Regions from separate parts of the Homo sapiens genome. Here region 2 is linked to region 1. The links are chromatin loops, found by intact Hi-C in ENCODE. Cell type or tissue: B cell. All regions are shown on one strand. Each heading gives the region's core, and the rest is flanking DNA. Links, peaks and the distances in the headings are about the cores only.

The links. A loop is a pair of places that touch in the nucleus more often than their neighbours do. Peaks named below come from ENCODE experiments on the same cell type or tissue, not always from the same donor. Only the 100,000 strongest peaks of a DNase experiment are listed, where the experiment ranks them.
Region 2: it touches region 1 in a loop (32-fold over the local background); 2 of 110 quality-filtered maps call a loop at or near these places.

The regions. Positions count from the first base shown.
Region 1 is chr1:117,119,554-117,124,929 of GRCh38, forward strand. TRIM45 (tripartite motif containing 45) reads right to left here and starts at 2,196. Exons shown (of 6, transcript NM_025188.4): 1 at 1,161-2,196. The coding sequence starts at 1,648. RefSeq lists a silencer at 1,961-2,150 and an enhancer at 2,461-2,630. In B cell, for the core only: CTCF peaks have their summits at 2,706 (motif pointing right) and 2,907; a DNase peak (open chromatin) is centred at 2,618; H3K4me3 peaks cover 1,501 bases; H3K27ac peaks cover 429 bases.
Region 2 is chr1:117,662,498-117,667,873 of GRCh38, forward strand. No RefSeq gene overlaps it. Among named protein-coding and RNA genes, the nearest start is that of TENT5C, 59 kb to the left of the region's middle. RefSeq lists enhancers at 1,751-1,990, 2,181-2,250. In B cell, for the core only: no CTCF peak of the experiment used is centred there; DNase peaks (open chromatin) are centred at 2,034 and 3,554; H3K4me3 peaks cover 1,633 bases; H3K27ac peaks cover 5,000 bases.

The sequences.
Region 1 (5,376 bases), core at 260-5,259:
TGGAGATTGTGTTATTGCACTCCAGCCTGGGCGACTAGAGCCAGACTCCATCTCAGAAAAAAAAAAAAAGAGAAAAGAAAGTGTGAAACCAATGGTTAGTAGAATCAAAGCTCTCTTTCTAATTCCTTTCCTATAGTAGCCCTCTAGAGATGTAGGGAAATCCTTAGGAAAACATGGTGACTGTTCAGAGTTCCTCCATTAGCATTGTATCAATTTGAAGCTTATATGCCTATTCTGGCACCAGAAGAGTGGCTGCAGAGAAAATAGGGTTAGCTGGTTTGGCTGGCAGCAAGACAGTCGCAGGGACTATCACATAATTACAAGTTAAAAATAGAGTGAAGTCTACAAACTTGTTCTGTTAGTGTAGCCAGAAAACAAATGGAAGTAGAACCCGAAACCTATTTTAGGCTAATCCTAAAACTGTGGTCATTTTATATTCTGGTGTCCTAGGATGGGGTAAGGTAAGAGTACGAAGGGACAAAAGTGATCCATCTGACAAACTATTCACCAAATGCCATAAAACACATAGTCTGCACCCCAATTAACACCTACCAGCCCACCTCACCAAGCTCCAGAGTAACTCTAAGGTACACAAAGCAAAAGCTGAGGTCCGGCCAATCATCATCACCTATTCTAGGAGCACAGCATGGGTTACTGGAATGTAGTCAAAATGATCTGGATTTAATACTCAGTTCTGTTACACACTTACCAACTGTAGGACCTTGGCAAATCACATAATATTGCTGAGCTTGTTTCCCCAATTAATAAATGGGGGCGAAAACAGGGCCTGCTTTTCTGTAAGAGTTGCAAGATCGAAGGAGATCAAGAACAGGATCTATGCTGTTATATTCATTCTCCTGTTTCTCCAGCACCCAGTACAATTATTCACTACACGAATGACTGAAGGAAACTGTAGCTGCACTTTGTAAATTGAAAGGGTTTATTGCTATTGCTATATTAGGCTATATATTAGGTACTATATTAGGCTAACCGGGTTAACTGTTGTACTGGAGTATTTGCTATTGCATTGTTATATTGCTCTTTGACCTTCCACGGTATTTGAGAAGGCTTTCCTTTTCATCTGCTCACCGAGGGATTTGTCTTGACACCTCTTTGTAATCTGCTCTTAAGCTACACCTGATGGAGTGTCCCATCTTTACCTATGAGCCTGGCAGCAGAAGTGGCAGAGGTTGGCTTTGCAGGTCTGACACCTCTTCTCTACTTCCCTGTCGTTGCACAGGTCACACACCAGGCCCTGGCCTTCCCCACGTAGGCTCTCCAGCATCACATCATTCACGGCCAGGTGGTCTATGGTTAAAGCCTTCACTCCACCCATGGGCAGGTCCACCTGAGCATCACATACAGGACAAAGGATGCCGATCTGCGACTGCAGACTTCGTGGCTTGAGTTCCTGGAATATTGACCCCTCAGAGCTTGTGTCAGAGTCTCCCCCTCGGATGTCCACTACTGAGAAGGGCTCCAGCTGCTCCAGACACGTGGTGCAAACTGTATGCAAACAAGGCAAGAGCCTGGGGGCTTTGAAAAGCCCCAAGCACAGGGGGCAGTGAGTCTTGCCTGAGTTCCCAAGTGCAGTCCCACTAGTGAGTTTGCTTACAAAGCCCAGCAGCGGTTTTCTGTTTTCTGACATACTCCTCACGTTTGTGACCAATATTAGAAAGGGCCCTGGGCAGTTCTACGATTTAGTAGCAGGTGATTAAGCCCACCCAAAGAGAAAGTCTCCAGAACTTGAACAGAGACCATGGGGACTCCCTCGCTGACAAATAAAAGGGCAGACGGGAAGACGAGGCGTCCTCGAAGGAATCACCCACAGATCTACTCAGGAGGGCCCCCTCCTTTCCACTGCATCCCACACCAGACACGCCCACGCCCTCCTCTGCCCCGCAAGTCCTCCCCGGATGCGCTTCCAGGTCTAGCTCTCCAGCTAGTCCTGCTGCCAACAAAGTCACCCCTGCACCTCTCGCTCCCTCCACTGCCACCCCCCTCCCGCCGCCCGCCCCACTGCGCGCCACACGCGACAAGCGCCGACCCCACCCGCGCACGATGAGGTAGGGGCCCTCTTGCTCCTTCCCTCTGCGAAAGGCGCGCGCCGGGTGAGGGAATTGCAAGCCGCCGGCGGGCTTCTCGGTGTCCACCGCCTCTCCCGCGCCTCGGCCCGGGACGCCCGCGGGCTCTGGCCCCTCCTCACACCAATCCCAGCCCGGTCTACTCCGGCGAGTCCAATCACCGTCCGAGAGCGGCGGCCCTCGCCGCTCCGGGCCCCGCCGCCCTCCAGAGTGACGCCACTAAGCATCCAATAAGTTTTGGAAATTCCACATCTTCGCCAGTCCACTCACGCGGGGGGCGGGACCTGACAAGGCCGTGGGCGGGGCGGCCGAAGGGCTTAGAGTGCGGCGGGAGGAAAAGGCCAAGGCTCGGAGCGAGCGGCATAGTGTAGTCAGCGTCACCGTTTCACAGGGACTGTCCCTCTCTCTGTGGTGACCAGAGAGGCCTCAGGACCTCTTAAAAAGCCACGCTGATTTGGCGCCGGGACGGCCTTCTTTCTGCCCTCGGACTCGTCCCACGAACGCAGACTGGGTTCTCCCATTGGTGGATGGCACTGTCAGTTGGCTCTGCGCTGGGAGTGGGAGACGTTTTTCGGGCTCCCGAGGTCTCGGCCGCTCGGGGGCGCCAGACGTTTCTCCTCCACGCGGGTTTGAGGCTGCGAGGCTCCCCTCTGTCCTCAGGCGCTTACTGTAGCTCACAGGTCCCTCAGGCCTAGCGTGCTGGGTACAAGCACTCCCGCGGCTCCCCGACTTTGGGTATTTTTCGGGGGTGAGGGCATCTCAGGCTCGCGTTACGGGGACCGGTTCGGGAGACCGTGGAGCCGAGGTGTCGAATGGAGGGCTTACTTCGGCCGGGCCAGGGAGCGCCACCCTCCTTGTCGGGCTCGGGAAGGCTTTGTTTTCCGGTCCGGGGGGAGTGCAGATGACCTAAGGAGTTGAATGTCACCCGGGATTCCACAGTCCTGTGTAACAGAAACGAGCTGAGCGAGTTGGACCCGCTGTTTTTATCAGTCAATCACGGAGGGCTCCTGCCTGGTCACAGTGAGACAATGGACGGTGGCAATGAGGGACAAGCCCTTTGTGGGCTTAAAACTAATTGGGAAGATGAACACGTCCGACCCCTTTAACTTTATAATTACACGGCCACCTTCTCTGGCCTTACCAGGCGTCTCCTGATTCTCCAAAATTCCAAAAATGGAAACAGCTGCTCCTTTCCCCTCCACCTGTTGTTATCTCCAGTTGCGTCAGCTTGTCTACTGGGCCCTCACTGCTTTCTTTGTTCATGACCTTCCCTACTTAATTTGTACCCAGTGGGCGACTGTTTCACTTGATTCCTTCATTATCTGTTTCATGCTATAGGCATAGTGTCTGGAGCCTAAGCTTTTAAAAGTATGGAATCTGAAAAAAAGTTAACCCCAAAATATGAAAAAAAAAAAAAAAACCATTATAAAATATAAAAATGAAATGTTTGGCCATTTCCAAAATATAACACGCCAATGAGTCAAATGCCACCTTTATATAAAATGTGCAAGTAATTTCCAAATGTTAAGCATATCTCCAAAGATTTTTAAATAGTCCTTACCTAGATTTTTTTCAGCCTCTTGTCCTTCTTGCATCTACTCTCAAAATCGGCATTCGCCTCTCCAGTAGGCTGGAGGAAGTCACAAAAACTGTGTGGACTTGGGTTTGCTATATATTCTTGCTTTGAACTTCACCTTTACCCTCCCTGCTGCTTGGCTGTGCTTTACTTCATCTCTTGTTCATACTGTATCACATTTCTTGTGGTAGTAGTTTCAAGCTTCTCTTGTTTCAGAAGTACTTCATAATTTACACGTGCAATATCTCATTTAGCAGTATCTCATTTAACCTTTAACAATATTGTAAGGAAATGGCCTCAAAGAGGTCTTGCCAGGTCTTGGATGGCCAGCCCAAGTTAACATATCTGGAACTTGAACACAACCTTATGATGCCATATCTAAGATTATATTCGGGCTACCTCTACCTTTCCCTTTTTTTTTTTTTCTTTTTTTGAGATTGAGTTTTGCTCTTGTTGCCTAGGCCGGAATGCAATGGCAGGATCTCGGCACACTGCAACCTCCACCTCCAGGGTTCAAGCGATTCTCCTGCCTCAGCCTCCCAGGTAGCTGGAATTACAGGCATGCACCACCACACCTGGCTAATTTTTTGTATTTTTAGTAGAGACTGGATTTCACCATGTTGGGCAGGCTCCTCTCGAACTCCTGACCTCAGGTGATCCACCCGCCTCGGCCTCCCAAAGCGCTGGGATTACAGGCGTGAGCCACCGCGCCTGGCCACCTCTACCTTTCCTTTCTCAGTTTATTAAGCATCAAATCCCTCACACATGCTGCAGCTAATTCCCTTCCATTGATGAGAAAAACAAGGTTGTCTGAAGAACTGCCTCGCCTTTCTACTTAAAAAATCCATGATTCCTCACACCTCCTCTCTTACCTCTCCTGACTGCCATTCTTTAGTGCCAAGATTAGTTCCTCAAGATTTTTGTTTTTTATCCCAACCTCTCCTGCTTCCTCAAAACCTTATTCCTATGTTTCAGTCAGTTTTTCTGCCAAGAGTTCTGATGAAGTCCTGAAAGGGGAAGCAAATCGTCTTTTGATCTAGCTCCCCTTCAACGTATTAATAGTGGTGGTTCTCGCCCCTATATTTCTCAAAAGGGTGGTCTCACTGTCTGCTTTCATCATCTTTTTATAACCATCACCACCGATTTATTCCTCCCCTCTTTCCTATTGAGACTTTCTTGTAGATCATGAGTGACCATATTGCTGGCCTTTTCTCAATAGGCAATCTCTTTAGTATTTACCATTTTTTGTACTTCCTCATCCTTAAAACTTGCCTCCTCCTTGACTTCTGAAATACTCTACTCTCCTAACCTTCTGTCTCTTGGGCTGCTTCTCACACCCTCCATCCTCACTAGTTCCCCTTCCTCCACTTTATCTCCTACCTTTGCGTCTACATTTCCTCACGTGGATGATTCCCAGACCAACGCTTCCAGTACTGATGTCTCCCCTGAGCTTTTGACATAGATTTCTAAATCTGCACTCAAATATGTTCCTATCACCAAGTCCCACATAGCTTAAACTTCACTGAACTTCTTTGCTCACTGAACTGCACTCTCTGAATTTTCCTATTTGATTCTCTCCAGAGTATCATCATTCTCCTTTCCCTCCTGCATGAAACCTTATAGTGCTGCTGGCCTCCTTTCTCTTGTTCCATATCCAGGCAGACACCGATTTCTTTCCATCCCCACTGCCAACACCTCACTGCATACACTTTTTAA
Region 2 (5,376 bases), core at 78-5,077, 540 kb after region 1:
TTCATGCCCAAGGGATCTGTGGAAATTTGGTATTAAGAGTGATGATATGATATAGGGTGTCTTGCAGAAGAAATTTCTAAGCAGCAAAGCATTTGAGAGTAGCCTGGCTGCTTCTAACAACCTGTGATCAGATGCGGGAGCAACAAAATGCTTAAAGTTGGAACCTATATTTAAAAAGGAACCAGAGCATAAAAGTTTGGAAAATTTGCAGCTTAGCTATGTGGCAGAGAAATAAAAAGCCTTTTCAGGAGAGGAATCCAAGCAGGCTGTGGAACAACCACTTGCTAGAAATATTAGCATGACCAAAAGGAAGCAAAGTGCTAATTTCCAAGACATTGGGAAAATGCCCTGAAGGCATTTCAGAAATCTCTGAGGCAGCCCTCCCATCATAGGCTCAGAGGCCTAGGAGGGGAAGAATGGTTTCTGGGCCAGACCCAGGGCCCCATTGCCCTGTGCAGCCTCAGGACCCTGCTTCCTGCATCCTGGCTGCTCTGGCCCCAGCTTTGGCTCAAAGTGCCCCAGACACTCCTTGGGTGGCCACTTTGAAGCGTGCAAGCCACTGCTAGCCTTGGTGGCTTTCACATGGTGTTAAATCTGCAGGCGCCTGGAATGCAAGAGTGAAGGAGGCTTGGCAGCTTCCCCCTAGATTTCAGATGATGTATGAGAAAGCCTAGATGTTGAGGCAGAAGCCTACCACACGGGCCGAGGCCCCACAGAGTAACTCTACTAGGGCAATGTGGAGGAGTAATGTGGGGTTAGAGCTCCCACAAAGACTCCCCACCAGGGCACTGCCTAATGGAGATGTGGGAAGGGGCCCACTGCCCTCCAGATACAAGAATGGTAGATTCACCAGCAGCTTGTAACTTCTTCCTGGAAGAGCTGCAAGTACTCAACTCCAACCTGTGACAGCAGCCACCATGGGTTGTACCTTGCAAAACACAGTGGCAGGGTACACCTTGGGAGCCCACCTCTCACACCAGGATGCAGGATATGGAATCAAGGATTGTGTTGGAGCTTAAAGATTTAATGCCTTCCCTGCTGGGTTTCAGACTTGCATGGAGCCTATTACCCCTTTCTTTTGGCCAATCTCTTCCTTTGGGAATGAGAACGTTTACCTAATACCTGTACCACTCCTGTATATTGAGAGTATAAATCATTTGTTTTTGATCTCACAGCTTGTAGGTGGAAGGAACTCATCATCATAGGTAAGACTTTGGACTTCGGACTTGAGACTTGTGAGTTAATACTGGAACAAGTTAAAACTTTGGGCGACTATTGCAAAGGCACGATTGTGTTTTGAAATGTGAGAAGGATGTGAGATTTGCGGGGGGCTGGAGGTGGAATGATATGGTTTGAATATTTGTTCCCTCTGAGTCTCATGTTGAAATGTTATTCCCAGTGTTGGAGGTGGGGCCTAGTGGGAGGTGACTGGATCATGGGTGGATCCCTCATGAATGGTTTAGCACCTTCCCCTTGGTAATAAGTGATTTCTCCCCCAGTTAGTACACAAGAGATCTGGTTATTTAAAAGTCTGGGACCTCCCCACTCTTGTTCTCTTGTCCCCTTTCTTACCATGCAAAATGCCTGCTCCTGCTTTACTTTCTGCTATGATTATAAGCTTCCTGAGGTTCTCACCAGAAGCTTAGCAGATGTTGGTGCCATTCTTGTACAGCCTGCAGAACCATGAGCCGATTAAACCTCTTTTGTTTATAAATTACCCAGTCTTGGCTATTCCTTTATAGCAATGCAAGAAAGGACTAATACAACATGGAATGTATTTTCTTTTTCCTCTGATTATATTATCTGGGCACTACCGTGGATCAAAGCCGCAGTCATGACCTCATCATGTTGCTTCTGGGCGACAACTAAACAAATTTAAATATGAATTTAAAGCACACACATTTCTAGAAATCCAGTGTCAGAAGCCTTAAATATCAACTATTTATGTGAGTAGTCATCAAGCGTCTGGTTTGTGACGACTTTTGCACTGTTTTGTCACTATCTGGTGGCTTACAGGAAACCTCCCATTCTACGTGGTTGAAGAAAGAAGAAGTGACACCTTGATGTTTTTCTCAGAAGCTATGGTTGGGGACCTCCCCCTGAAAGCATGCAGATAATTAGTCATCTTGGAGACTATTTTTTAGTACAAGGTAGTCACAGGAAGGCCATGTGAGTACGGAAAGTTATGAGGCTTTGATTCTAATCCCAGTGCACCTTAAATGTCTGTGGGATCTTAGGAAAAATCACCCTTTCTGAGTCCCAGTTCTCTCAGATGTAATAAGAGAAGGTAGATAGAATGCTACCTAAGGGATTTTTTTTTTTGTCCTGACATTTTGTGATTTTTTTTTCACACACAAATAGAGGATGATATTTTGTGATTTTAATATAACCACAAAACTTACAGATCTGCAGAACTTTAGTCTATATCCTCATCACCTTCCTATAGAGCTGTGAGGAGATTCTTCTAACAACTCAATGTCTCTTCCTAGGTCAGTCTTTCTGGAGTGGTCCTTGGGCCTTTCAATACCCGAGTGTTCCTTCTAAAAGATACAACTAATGCCTTTTTCCCTTAAAAAAAAATCTTAATTGGAAACGATTTACCACTTTTCATCTTAACTATGGGTGGCATTTTTCTATTTCTTCACATGTCTAGTAATTTTTTTTTTTTTTTTTTGAGACAGAGTCTTGCAGTGTCACTAGGCTGGAGTTCAGTGGCACGATCTTGGCTCACTGCAACCTCCACCTCCCAGGTTCAATTGATTCTCCTACCTCAGCCTCCCGAGTAGCTGGGACTACAGGCACGCACTACCATGCCCAGCTAATTTTTGTATTTTTAGTAGACACAGGGTTTCACCATGTTGGCCAGGATGGTCTCGATCTCTTGACCTTGTGATCTGCCCACCTCGGCTCCCAAAGTACTGAGATGACAGGTGTGGGCCACCGCGCCCGGCCTGTTCAGTAATTTTTTATCGTGTGCTAGACTTTGGTGGATGATACTTTGTAGGGAGCCTGGATTTTCTTGTCTTCCTTTAAATGGTGGTGAGCTTTGTTCTAGCAGACAGTTAAACTACTAGCACATCTTTTTGGTCCTGTTAGGCTTGGTTTTATTCTTTGTTAGGGCAGGTCTATTTCTGTTTTGAACTTAGTCTTAGGGCACGCCTCTTAACCCTAGAATGTGTTCCCTGCTTTTAAAGTGTGGTCTTTCTTGTATCACCACTGAAAGCCTGAAGTGCTCAGTGAGGTTTCTCCACTCTGCCTGGAACTCTAGAGTCTCCAATATTGCATCATCTCTAGAATTACTGTCCGCTCTCAGCTCTGCGACTGGTGATCTTTGCTAAGCAATGGTCTCACCCAGTACATATATACTTTAACCCTGGATCAAGAATACTTATCCAGATTTCTCCCCCCATCCCCTAAAACACGTACACCATGTGCAGTTCCCTCTTCCTTCTTTCCCTGCCCCACACATCCCAGCTGCTTCAGCAGCCCAGAACTTCACTTCTGCCACCTCAGTTCAGCTTGAGCTCTACCTCAAGAGCTCAAGGAAAGAAAACCTCCCTAGACAGAAAGCCAGGCTGATCATGTGACTTACCTTGTATGTTTCTCTTCTCTCAAAAATCACGGGGCCCTGCACTACCTGCCATTCAGTGCTTGAAAACATCATCTCATGTATCTTGTTTGATTTTATGATTGTTTTTGACAGAAGGGCAAGTCTAGTACTAGTTAGTCTGTCATCCATTGAGAACTAAATCCCCATATTTCACAGCAAGAAGTTTGTACATAACACCTAAAACTGAATATTTTTATTTTTTGAGACAAGGTCTCACTCTGTCGCCCAGGCTGGAGTGCAGTGGCACAAACATAGCTCACTGCAAACTCAACCTCCCTGGCTCAAGCAAGTCCTCCCACTTCAGCCTTCTGAGTAGCTGGGACTACAGGTACAGGCGTGTGCCACCATGCCAGCTAATTTTTGACACGATCTCACTATGTTGCCCAGGCTGGTCTTGAACTCCCGGGCTCAGGTGATCCTCCCATCTTGGTCCCCCAAAGTGCTGGGATTACAGGCAGGAGCCACCACACCCAGCTAAAGCTGAATAATTAAGAAACAACCATATAGGCACATTTTCAATATATACAGGTAATCTGTAGACAATCCAATGTCAGAAATAGTCAAAAGTAATTCTGTCTACTTTGCAATTGGGACTGGCTGGGGTGAGGGATGGGGCTGGGTTCAACTGCTTTTTTAAGAAAAAGTCCTTCTGTACAATTTGATTTTCTAAATCATGTGTAGGTATTATCCACTCTTGTTTATCTCTGTATAAAGCCCAACCAAACTCTTCAGTTTAGCATACAAGGCCCCTCACCCACTTCGTCCCTGCACTTCAAATTCCTCAATAGTGAACCTCTCCCCCTTTCCTTGACATGCCATGCTCATGGCAGGATGCCTTGGCTCTGCTTCGTTGACCCTACCCATTTATCTCATCATTTAGATCCCGAGGCCTTTCTCCCCATCATGCTTTGGCCCTTGAGGGCAGTGGGAGCCCCGTGTTGGTGCTTGGCAGACAGCGTGCCAGGAGCGCTGCCGCCTTTCCATGTCTCTCTTAGTCATGTCACCTCTTGTGCATTTCCTCTCCATTTGTCAGCCTGGCTTGCTGGGTCTCACACATTCACTGCATTTTCTCACGGATAATCTAAGAAACAAAAACTGCTCAGTAGTCTACCTAATTCACAATGCATCTTGCTGGTAGAATAATCAAAATGAAATTTAAAAAAGTGAGAGTGGCGAAAAGTATACTTGATAAAATATTGTTTTTTAACCAAAAGATGTGTAAAATAATAAGATTCTAGACTATATTGATTGATATAAAATTTGACCCAGGAAAGTCAAAGTTGGAAGAATTAAAGGCCTATGTACATCTATCACCATGAAAAAAGCTTTATTCAGTACAATTTGGTGTGAACAAAACAAACAGATCAACCAGTGAAACTGGTACTATACAATGCCAAAGGAAGAAAAGAATAGATGGCAAAAATAATTCTGATAACATAAAAGTGAAAGTCAAAAAAATAGGAAACTATTGAATTGCCTTGCATTAGAAAATTGATGAAGGAAATAAATTGGCTCAACAGAGTTTATGCTGGAAAATATTTTCTTAACAGGAAAATATCCCCAGGATGAAGATGATGGGTTTGTAACACCCACTGTGTTCTTCTATTTCTCTGCATTTTTGTTCAAGGCCATCCTTTTGTCTAGAAGATGCTCTTCTGACTTGGCCTCCTCCCAACTTCTACTCACCCCTTGGTGAACTCGTGTCATCTCCTCTATGAAGACTTCCCTGCAACCCAAGGCACCTTCTCTGTACCTTCTTTGCACTC